Linked DNA regions of Mus musculus: region 1 is linked to region 2. A link is a loop called in an ENCODE intact Hi-C map of the cell type or tissue named here. Cell type or tissue: gastrocnemius. All regions are shown on one strand. Links, peaks and the distances in the headings refer to the core of each region. The heading gives the core; the rest is flanking DNA. Region 1 holds the start of Ttc34 (tetratricopeptide repeat domain 34). Region 2 holds the start of Pex10 (peroxisomal biogenesis factor 10).

Region 1 (4,385 bases), core at 137-4,136, 230 kb before region 2:
GAATCCTGGCTGCAGACCTGTTCTGATTCTTGGTGGCTCAGACACAATGAGCCCCTATGGGAGGCCCCTATGGGAGGCAGGTGGATGAAGTGCCCTGGGAAGCCCTTAGGGAAAACATGTCAGTGGTAAAGAGATGCTCAGATTCCCTTGGGGATGGACAGACAAACTGGCCAACTCACCTATGAACTGAGCCAAGGCCTCTCTACCCTGTATCCAGCACCACTACCAGCTTTCAGGGTCAGGAGGGCTCAGGTCCTCACCAGGAAGGGGGACCATTTTCCCAGCCCCTGGGGTTAAAGCTAGTCACCAGGGACACATCAGTATCTGAGGGGCACTTTGCAGGAAAGGGTGACCACTACCCACTGCATGGGCGACACAAATGAATTCTGGAAAGATGCAACAGATCTCTTTCTTTCTTTCTTCCTTTCTTTCTTTCTTTCTTTCTTCCTTTCTTTCTTTCTTTCTTTCTTTCTTTCTTTCTTTCTTTCTTTCTTTCTTTCTTTCTTAAAAGATTTATTTATTTATTATATGTAAGTACACTGTAGCTGTCTTCAGACACTCCAGAAGAGGGCGTCAGATCTTGTTACAGATGGTTGTGAGCCACCACGTGGTTCCTGGGATTTGAACTCCGGACCTTTGGAAGAGCAGTCGGGTGCTCTTACCCACTGAGCCATCTCACCAACCCACAACAGATCTTTCTAATGCAGCCCTCTTGGGGGGGACACTGGGGATCTGGGAAGAGGATCCATAAAGACCTTTTCATGGGAACAGCCACTCCCACTCTTCCTCTGGAGAGCTGAGAAAGAGCTCCCTACAGGCCCTGTGAGTACTGTCCCAGAACAGCAACTCACAATTATCAGACCCACACCCAACAAGGTTTGATTCGGAGTTTTCGCAACGTCTGCCCTGTTCCCTGCTCATCTGAGAAGACCCTGGTCACTAGCCCAGTGCTCTTTCCAATGAAGGGCATCCCAAGGGCCTGCTTAAACACTGTATGCAGAAAGCTACATTGGGAGCTACAGTGACTCTGCCCCTGTTCCCATGAGGCCAGGCACAGCCTCAGATACAAACCTATCACCACAGAGGAGTGGTCAGATGGTCAGAACTATTCTCATGGGTTGTTTAAGGGATGTCACTATGGAGCAGGGCTGACTCCTGCTCAGACATCCTAGATCCCCAACAAAGCAGGGTGTCTAGGGTAACTCATGGGTCCTATGTAGTGAACAGGGCTGAAATTCTGGTCACCACTAACTAGATTCGAGTCAGTCACAGCAGAAATCCTTTGGACCAGAGAGACTAAAGCCTTGCGATTGGTTCCCATGTCCGGATTCTGAAACTTGGACTCCCTACTCAACTCCAGCAGTCTGGATTTGTTTACCACAGTATCAGAGGTGTAAACACAATATAGAAGACACAGCGTGGACAGGTGGGTTCCAGCACCCAGGCATGCTGCTCTCAAATGGGAGTTACAGTCACAGCCCAATCCTAACCAGGAGATGGGCCATCTGGCCAGTGCCTGCATCCCCTCAGGCTCCATACACCCAGGCAGGGCACAGGGGACATATCAGGGCTAATGTAATTGCCATAGTCAGTGCCCCTCTGTGCCCCAGGCCCTTCCAACAGCCCCACAGGACAGCCCACTCCATTACAGAGCTCGCCTAATTAGGGTAATTAAAATGAAAGTAATCAAAGTAACATAATAGGAAATTTCTTAATAAGCCCTCACCACTGCCGACTGCAAGTTTTGTGCCTTTGTGAATGTCAAGGAGCTGAAGCGAAGGTGGGCTGTACAGGAAATCGAGCCTTGCTGGCTGCACCCACCTTGCTCCCTCAGACCCAGGCTCTCTATATCACAGCTCCATAGAGGGGTGTGTGCAGACTGTATCCCTGGAAGCTATCCCACCCACCCCCAGCAGCCTTGTATCCAGTCCCCAGGGCCCCCAGAGGAGCCAGTGCTCACCCATACCTGTACACTTTGGTGAGGCGAGTTGGGAGGGGCCGCCCAAAGCAGACCCCTCTGCAGTCATATGAAGCTGATTACCCAGCATGCCCTGTAGGGCAGCTGACAAAGCATGGACTGATTCTCAGGCCACAGCCTCTACTTCCTCCTTCTAAAACTGAACCGTATGCCCCCTCCTCAGTCTAGACCTAGCCATCCTCATCAAAGGGCTGGTAGAGCCAGGGCAACCCAGGAAACAGGCTGTGAGCACAGAACTAGATCCTAGCCTACTTGCCCAGTGGGGCCAAGGACTTGGGGCAAATTAGAAGACCATAGGACCCGCAGCGTGGACAGGGGCTGCAGGAAGGGGAGCGAGACCAGGCGTGGTATGGGGTGAAGAATCATCACCCTGTCCAAGGTTGAGTTCTGGGACTCAGAGACAAAGACTGAAACTGTGGGGCAGGGGCTAGCACAAAGCATGGGACAGTTCACCCAAAACCCAGGCACTGTACACTCCTGAGCCTCCCTCCTCCGAGACTTAGATTCTCTCCTCCAAGGCTGCCCCATGAAGCCCAGCGAAACCTTGCCTCCTTCCCTTGCCCTCCCCACTGCCTGAGCAGGTCTGGCCACTAGAGGGCATAGCTGAGCAGCCAGGCAGCTTTGGGATGTTGACACTCTCCCTGGAAACTGGCCTTGCCTGTTCTGTGTCTACTGTGTTGGGCCTGTGTCTCTAAAGGCCCAGAGCCCCTGGGGATGACCAGCAGCTTCACCCACCACCCCCAACCTGGGGCCTAATAAGGAATTTGAGTCATCAGAACCTTCCCATGTCCAGAGCCTTCCCATGTCCAGACCTGGCTGGTTCGGCTTGTGAGTGTGAGCAGGGTATTGCATGTGTATATGTGTCTGTCACGGAGGACTTGTTGGGGCCAAGAGTAGTTAACCTGGGGTCAGATGGCAGGGTTAGAAGACAGACTTGTTCTAGAGTCTTTCTCTGAGCTGATTATGGGTTGTTTGTGCTCCCCACCATGGGTTGTCTGGTAGTGCTCTCCAGTGTGGGTGGTCTGGTAGTGCTCCCCACCATAGGTTATCTGGTAGTGCTCCCCACCATGGGTTGTCTGGTTGTGCTCCCCAACATGGGTTGTCTGGCAGTGCTCTCCAGTGTGGGTTGTCTGGTAGTGCTCCCCACCATGGGTTGTCTGGTTGTGCTCCCCACCATGGGTTGTCTGGTAGTGCTCCCCACCATGGGTTGTCTGGTAGTGCTCCCCACCATGGGTTGTCTGGTAGTGCTCTCCAGTGTGGGTTGTCTGGTAGTGCTCTCCAGTGTGGGTTGTCTGGTAGTGCTCCCCACCATGGGTTGTCTGGTAGTGCTCCCCACCATGGGTTGTCTGGTAGTGCTCTCCACCATGGGTTGTCTGGTAGTGCTCCCCATCATGGGTTGTCTGGTAGTGCTCTCCAGTGTGGGTGGTCTGGTTGTGCTCCCCACCATGGGTTGTCTGGTAGTGCTCCCCACCATGGGTTGTCTGGTAGTGCTCCCCACCATAGGTTGTCTGGTAGTGCTCTCCACCCTGCTCCAGACCTGGCAGGCACTTCTTGACCTTAACCCTCAGCCTGCATCACCCAGGCATGAGCAGGTGGGGGTGTAGTGCTGGGTTGGAGTTCTGAGACACTTTTTTCCTGGAGGTAGATGGAGCCAGGTGTTCTAGAGCCTGCCCTGACCCCTGATCTCTTAAGCATTCAGTTCTCCCCCCACCCCCCAACTTGAACACCAAAACCCTCTTAGGCTGACCTGAGTAGGCGGGGTCCCATCCCACTCGACAGGGAAGGAAACCAAGGCTCAAGAGAAAAGTAACTTGAAACCCAACAGGTTCTAGCAGAGCCCACGCCCAGCTATGGAGACTGCCTGCTGAGAGAGTGCCACTAATATCTCTTCAGTGGCCAGGTCTCAGGTTCCACACAGCAGGGTCTGCACAGATTCTGAGGACTCCGGGGCCATGCTCAAGCTGAACGTGACAACTCAGACACTAACTTCAATTCCCTTCCTGCAGGTACCCAGGAAGACCGAACATGAGCCAGTGGGGACTGAGACCGTGATGTCAGCTCAGGAGCTCGTGGCCTGCCTCTGCCAGGAGGGGGACAAGCACCTGGCCCTGGAGGAGCTTCCCTTAGCCACAGCCTTCTATCTGGCCGCCTTCAGCTGCCATGCGCCTTCAGCCGTGCGGCATGTACGGGCTCTCCTGGCTGAGTCGCCAGGGGCACCTGTGGTGGCCACCCTGGAGTCCTGGTGTTGTGGGGACAGCCAAATCCCTGCTATCCACTGGGATGGCATGACGGTGGTCTCCCTGACTGGGCCACTGGCCTCTGCCTTCCTCGGTGCCATTTGCCCGGATCACCCTGCCACTGTCCTGTACCTTTTGGCTGGCCTGCTGGCCCAAGGACGTCATGTGGA
Region 2 (4,385 bases), core at 75-4,074:
AGGGTTACTCTTGCCTCAAGGTAGGTGTGGACCCCGCAGTACAACCCCAGGGCCAGATCTGGTAGAGAAATGGAGTTTTCTTGTTTGCCAGCCGTTCAGCAAGCCCCATCCTGGGTGTGATGTGTACAGCAACCACCAGAATGGTAAATCCCTGCTAGGGGCAGAGGGAAGATTTGCAAGGAATGAAAGACACTAGGCAAGGAATGAAAGACACTAGGCAAAGGGAAGCCAGCTAGGTGGTGCTGGAAGGTTTAACCTGGGGATGGGGGGTGGCGGTGGGGGAGGGCACAGAGCAGGTGCAATGGAGCCACCTGCTGGGCAATCCCCTCCCAGTTCCCAGGCCTCCCCAAGGTCCTGGCTTACTGTCTCTGGCCTCCCTACCAGCAGAACTATATTACAAATTTCTCAGATAGGGCTGGCTACAGAGGTCAGCGGATAGGATGCTTGTTGCCCCAGTATGAAGAGCAGAGTTCAGATCCAGAGAGCCCACATAAACATCTGATGGGTGAGGTGACCCACCTGAAATTTCAACCGTGGAAGGAGGATCCCAGAGTAAGTTAGCTGATAAGACTAGCCATGTGGGTAAGTCCTGGTTTTGATTCAGAGACCTGCTCCAAAGAAGAAGGTGGAAGAGCAATCCAAGATGATACCAGGTATCGTCCTTGCCAGACTCCACACTTGCAGGCGTACACACACACACTCTTATGCATGCCACATATCCACATATGCCCACACATATACAAACATGAATATATACACATGCGTACAACACAAACACAATAAATATAATTTAACTTAATAGAGTTAGACAACAGAGTGGTGGGGCTGGAGAGATGGCTCAGTGGTTAAGAGCACTGACCGCTCTTCCAGAGGTCCTGAGTTCAAATCCCAGTAACCACATGGTGGCTCACAAACATCTGTAGTGGGATCTGATGCCCTCTTCTGGTGTGTCTGAGGAGAGCAACAATGTACTCACAAACATAAAAATAAAGAGTTTTTTAGGAGCTGGTGAGATGGGTAAGAGCACCCGATTGCTCTTCCGAAGGTCCGGAGTTCAAATCCCAGCAACCACATGGTGGCTCACAACCATCCTTAACGAGATTTGACTCCCTCTTCTGGAGTGTCTGAAGACAGCTACAGTGTACTTACGTATAAATAAATAAATCTTTAAGAAAAAAAAAAAAAAAAAGAAAACAGAGTGGCCAGAGCTGGCAAACGACATCAGGCAGGACAACAAAACCCACAGCGTGTATGACTTTAGAATTAGTTGTTGAGCTGGGCAGTGGTGGCTCACACCTTTAATCCCAGCACTTGGGAGGTAGAGACAGGCAGATTTCTGAGTTTGAGGCCAGCCTGGTCTACAAAGTGAGTTCCAGGACATCCAGGGCTACACAGAGAAACAGGAGCCTGGCCTTTCTGTCCTCCATCCTTGAAGCAGGAGGAAGAGTTTACAAGGAGAAAGTCACAAGGCTCAGTCTTAGGATCCTTGTGCTTCAGAAGGCAAGGGGTGGGAGGTGGCAAGGGCCGTATGCCCCTTCCGTAAGCAAGAGCTCTCGCTCTACCTCCACCGCAGAGTTCTGGAACCCTGAAACACTGAAGCAAAGGGGGACTCCAGGCCACATGGTCATCCGAGAATCCAGAGAACTGATCTACAATGATGTCACTACTCATCTTGCCCTTCCACTTTCTCTCCTCACTGAAAAGCCTCTTGTTTCCCTGATCTGTGCAGGATCTGTTTGGGTTAACAAGCTCTAGCAGCCCAAGCTAGTAGAAAAGATGGGCTGATAGCTCCACCTGCTGGCCATCTTGGGTTTTGTCCCATAGGAAGAATCCTTGAGAGCCCACAAAGGAAGAACTTGAGGATCAAGGCACCGCTGTGCCTAGGATTTAAGCCCACGGAGAGAGACGCTTACTTAGGCCGTATCCCTGAGAACAACAGATACTTGAATAGTGTTTCTGGTCTTGTTCCCCATGGCTGAGAGAAGAGAATGCAAAAAAGCAGTCGCGTGTAAGGAGCAGTCCAGGCGGGGACACTTAGAACAGGCCATACCCCATGGTTATGGTAGAAATGAGCTTCCAAGTTTGAAAAGTCTTCCAGCACAAGCGGCCTTGGGCCTTCAGAGAATCTACATTTCAAACTGTCACATTTGATTTGGCTAGAAGTTCATGCCTCTGCATGAGCCGTGACTGCCTCCTAGCAGTGGTCAAAGGTGCTATCTGGGATTGCCCAACCCAAGCTGAAGAAACCAGGGCATGGGCAGGGAGGAACTCCAACAACTGGAGCCTTCAGCAGTCCGTTGGAATCACGTGGCTATCCCAAAAGATCCACTTTTGCAGCCCAGAGACACGTACCTCCTGCCAGAAAACTGAACCTGAATCAGGCCAAAAACACATCTGCGAGGCTGAGCTTTCTCGGGGGTCCTACCCACTAGGTATCTACCTCCTCCCTGTCATTACCCGCCACTTCACTGTGCCGCTTCACCCTCCAAGCACAGACCACACCCCTCCCCGGGTAGCCCCACCCCTATGTCGTGGACACGCCCACTACTCCGCCTCCACAGATGTCACGCCTAGGCTCCGCCTTCGCCCGCGTGGTGTTCGCAGCCTCAGCCCCACGACGGACGCACGTCGAGCGTCACAGGCCCCGCCCACGAGGTGCGCAGGCGCGGTGCGAGCTCTGCGATTCGGGCCATGGCGCGGGCGGGTGCCCCTGAAGTGATCCGGGCAGCGCAGAAGGACGAGTACTACCTGGGAGGCCTGCGGAGCGCGGCGGGTGAAGCGCTGCACAGCCTAGCGGGTGAGCGTTCCGGGCACCCAGACAGGCGGCAGCTCCAGAGTTTGCTTGGAAAGCGGGGATCAAAACAGAGGTACACACTGCTGACCACATTGCAGGTCTCTGCTTTAGTGTTTCTCAAGCATTTGCCCATTTATTCTCCAGACGCCCCTACAGGGTGGACCTAACGTCATTACTCTCATAGGTAGACACGTGGATCACACAGGCAGGGATTTGGGATTTCAGAGAGCCGAGGTTTGATACTAAACAGGTCGCCTCTGGCTTATGTTGTTAGCACTACCTAGACTTTCCTGGGCTCCATGTCTCTAGGACAGTACCTGACTCAAGACAGTTACAGTCGGGGCTTCTTAAGAGGCGGTCTTCGTCTCGGAGACATTCCGGTCACCAAGGGCAGCAGAGGAGGTGAAGGGAGAGACGAGTTGTTGAGGGTCGTCTTAGGAGTGACTTGACTTGGACTTTACCTGCCCTTCGGGAGTGACAGGGTTTCTCTGTGTAGCCCTGGCTGTCCTGGAACTCACTCTGGTCAGTCTGGACTCGAAATCTCTGCCTCCCAAATGCTGGGATTAAAGGCGTGTGCCACCACTACCCGGCTGGGAGTCATCTTAAGAGAACCACTTCACCTCTCTAGAGCTAATATTTTTCTTCTCTCAGGTGCAAAGAAATGGCTGGAATGGAGGAAAGAGATCGAGTTGCTCTCGGACATAGCCTACTTTGGCCTCACCACAATTGCAGGTAGCTGTCTGTGCTCGGCAGGTCCTGGGCACTGAGGGGCCCACAACCCACCCAGGTCTGGAGGGGATGCTTGAAGGCTCCTGGAAATCACCTGCATTAGTCTCTGTTTCCGGGAAGGAAGATACTGGCCAGAGGGCACTCACTGCCCCAGACTTTCTCTCAGCAGGATGGGCTTTTCCATTTATGGGGTACGAGGCAGATAAAAAGGAAGAGGCTATCGAGTGGGGGGAAGGGTACGAGCAGGGTCATGGTGAGACACATGGAAAGATCACAAGGTACTCCACAGGGCTGGCCTCAGGAACAGGAAGTCAGGATTCATCGTCTGCATGGTGGAGTACTAGAAGCTAGCTGCAAGCCATGGGTAGGCTTGGGGGCTTTTTATTCTGACTCCATGTGACAGCGTCAGGTAAGCAGTGGTATGTATGCCTGATACTTAGGACTCAGCCATCATCTAGAAGGTAGAAAGCCACAAGATCGGATCCCATCACTTGGACAGGGGTATGAGTTCAGCAGAGGAAGGACTGGAAAACAGAATAAAGACTTAAGGGAGTAGGAACCAACAGGAGATGCAAGGCCCATTCCAGAGTGGCCGTCTCTGTGACATGGTGAAATCACAGCAAGGCCACAGTGGGTTTAACAAGAAGTTGTGCTGGCCTTGGCTAGGTCTCAGGGTGACTGGTGAGGCTGGAGGGGGGACGACGACACAGGCTGGCCCGGAAACTTGTCCCTGGACCCTCATCACTGTGTATTAATCCTCAGGCTACCAGACCCTTGGGGAGGAGTACGTTGGGATCATCCAAGTGGACCCATCCCAGCAGCGTGTGCCCTCCAGGCTCCGCCGTGCAGCGCTGGTTGCACT

Evidence for each region. A loop is a pair of places that touch in the nucleus more often than their neighbours do. Peaks named below come from ENCODE experiments on the same cell type or tissue, not always from the same donor. Only the 100,000 strongest peaks of a DNase experiment are listed, where the experiment ranks them.
Region 1: it touches region 2 in a loop (3-fold over the local background); 2 of 42 quality-filtered maps call a loop at or near these places.

What each region holds. Positions count from the first base shown.
Region 1 is chr4:154,834,807-154,839,191 of GRCm38, forward strand. It overlaps Ttc34 (tetratricopeptide repeat domain 34), which reads left to right and starts at 2,610. Exons shown (of 9, transcript NM_172878.4): 1 at 2,610-2,806; 2 at 3,985-4,385. The coding sequence starts at 4,030. In gastrocnemius, for the core only: no CTCF peak of the experiment used is centred there; a DNase peak (open chromatin) is centred at 2,587.
Region 2 is chr4:155,064,378-155,068,762 of GRCm38, forward strand. It overlaps Pex10 (peroxisomal biogenesis factor 10), which reads left to right and starts at 2,653. Exons shown (of 6, transcript NM_001042407.1): 1 at 2,653-2,797; 2 at 3,446-3,526; 3 at 4,286-4,385. The coding sequence starts at 2,692. In gastrocnemius, for the core only: a CTCF peak has its summit at 1,803 (motif pointing left); DNase peaks (open chromatin) are centred at 301, 1,795 and 2,606; H3K4me3 peaks cover 2,183 bases; H3K27ac peaks cover 2,462 bases.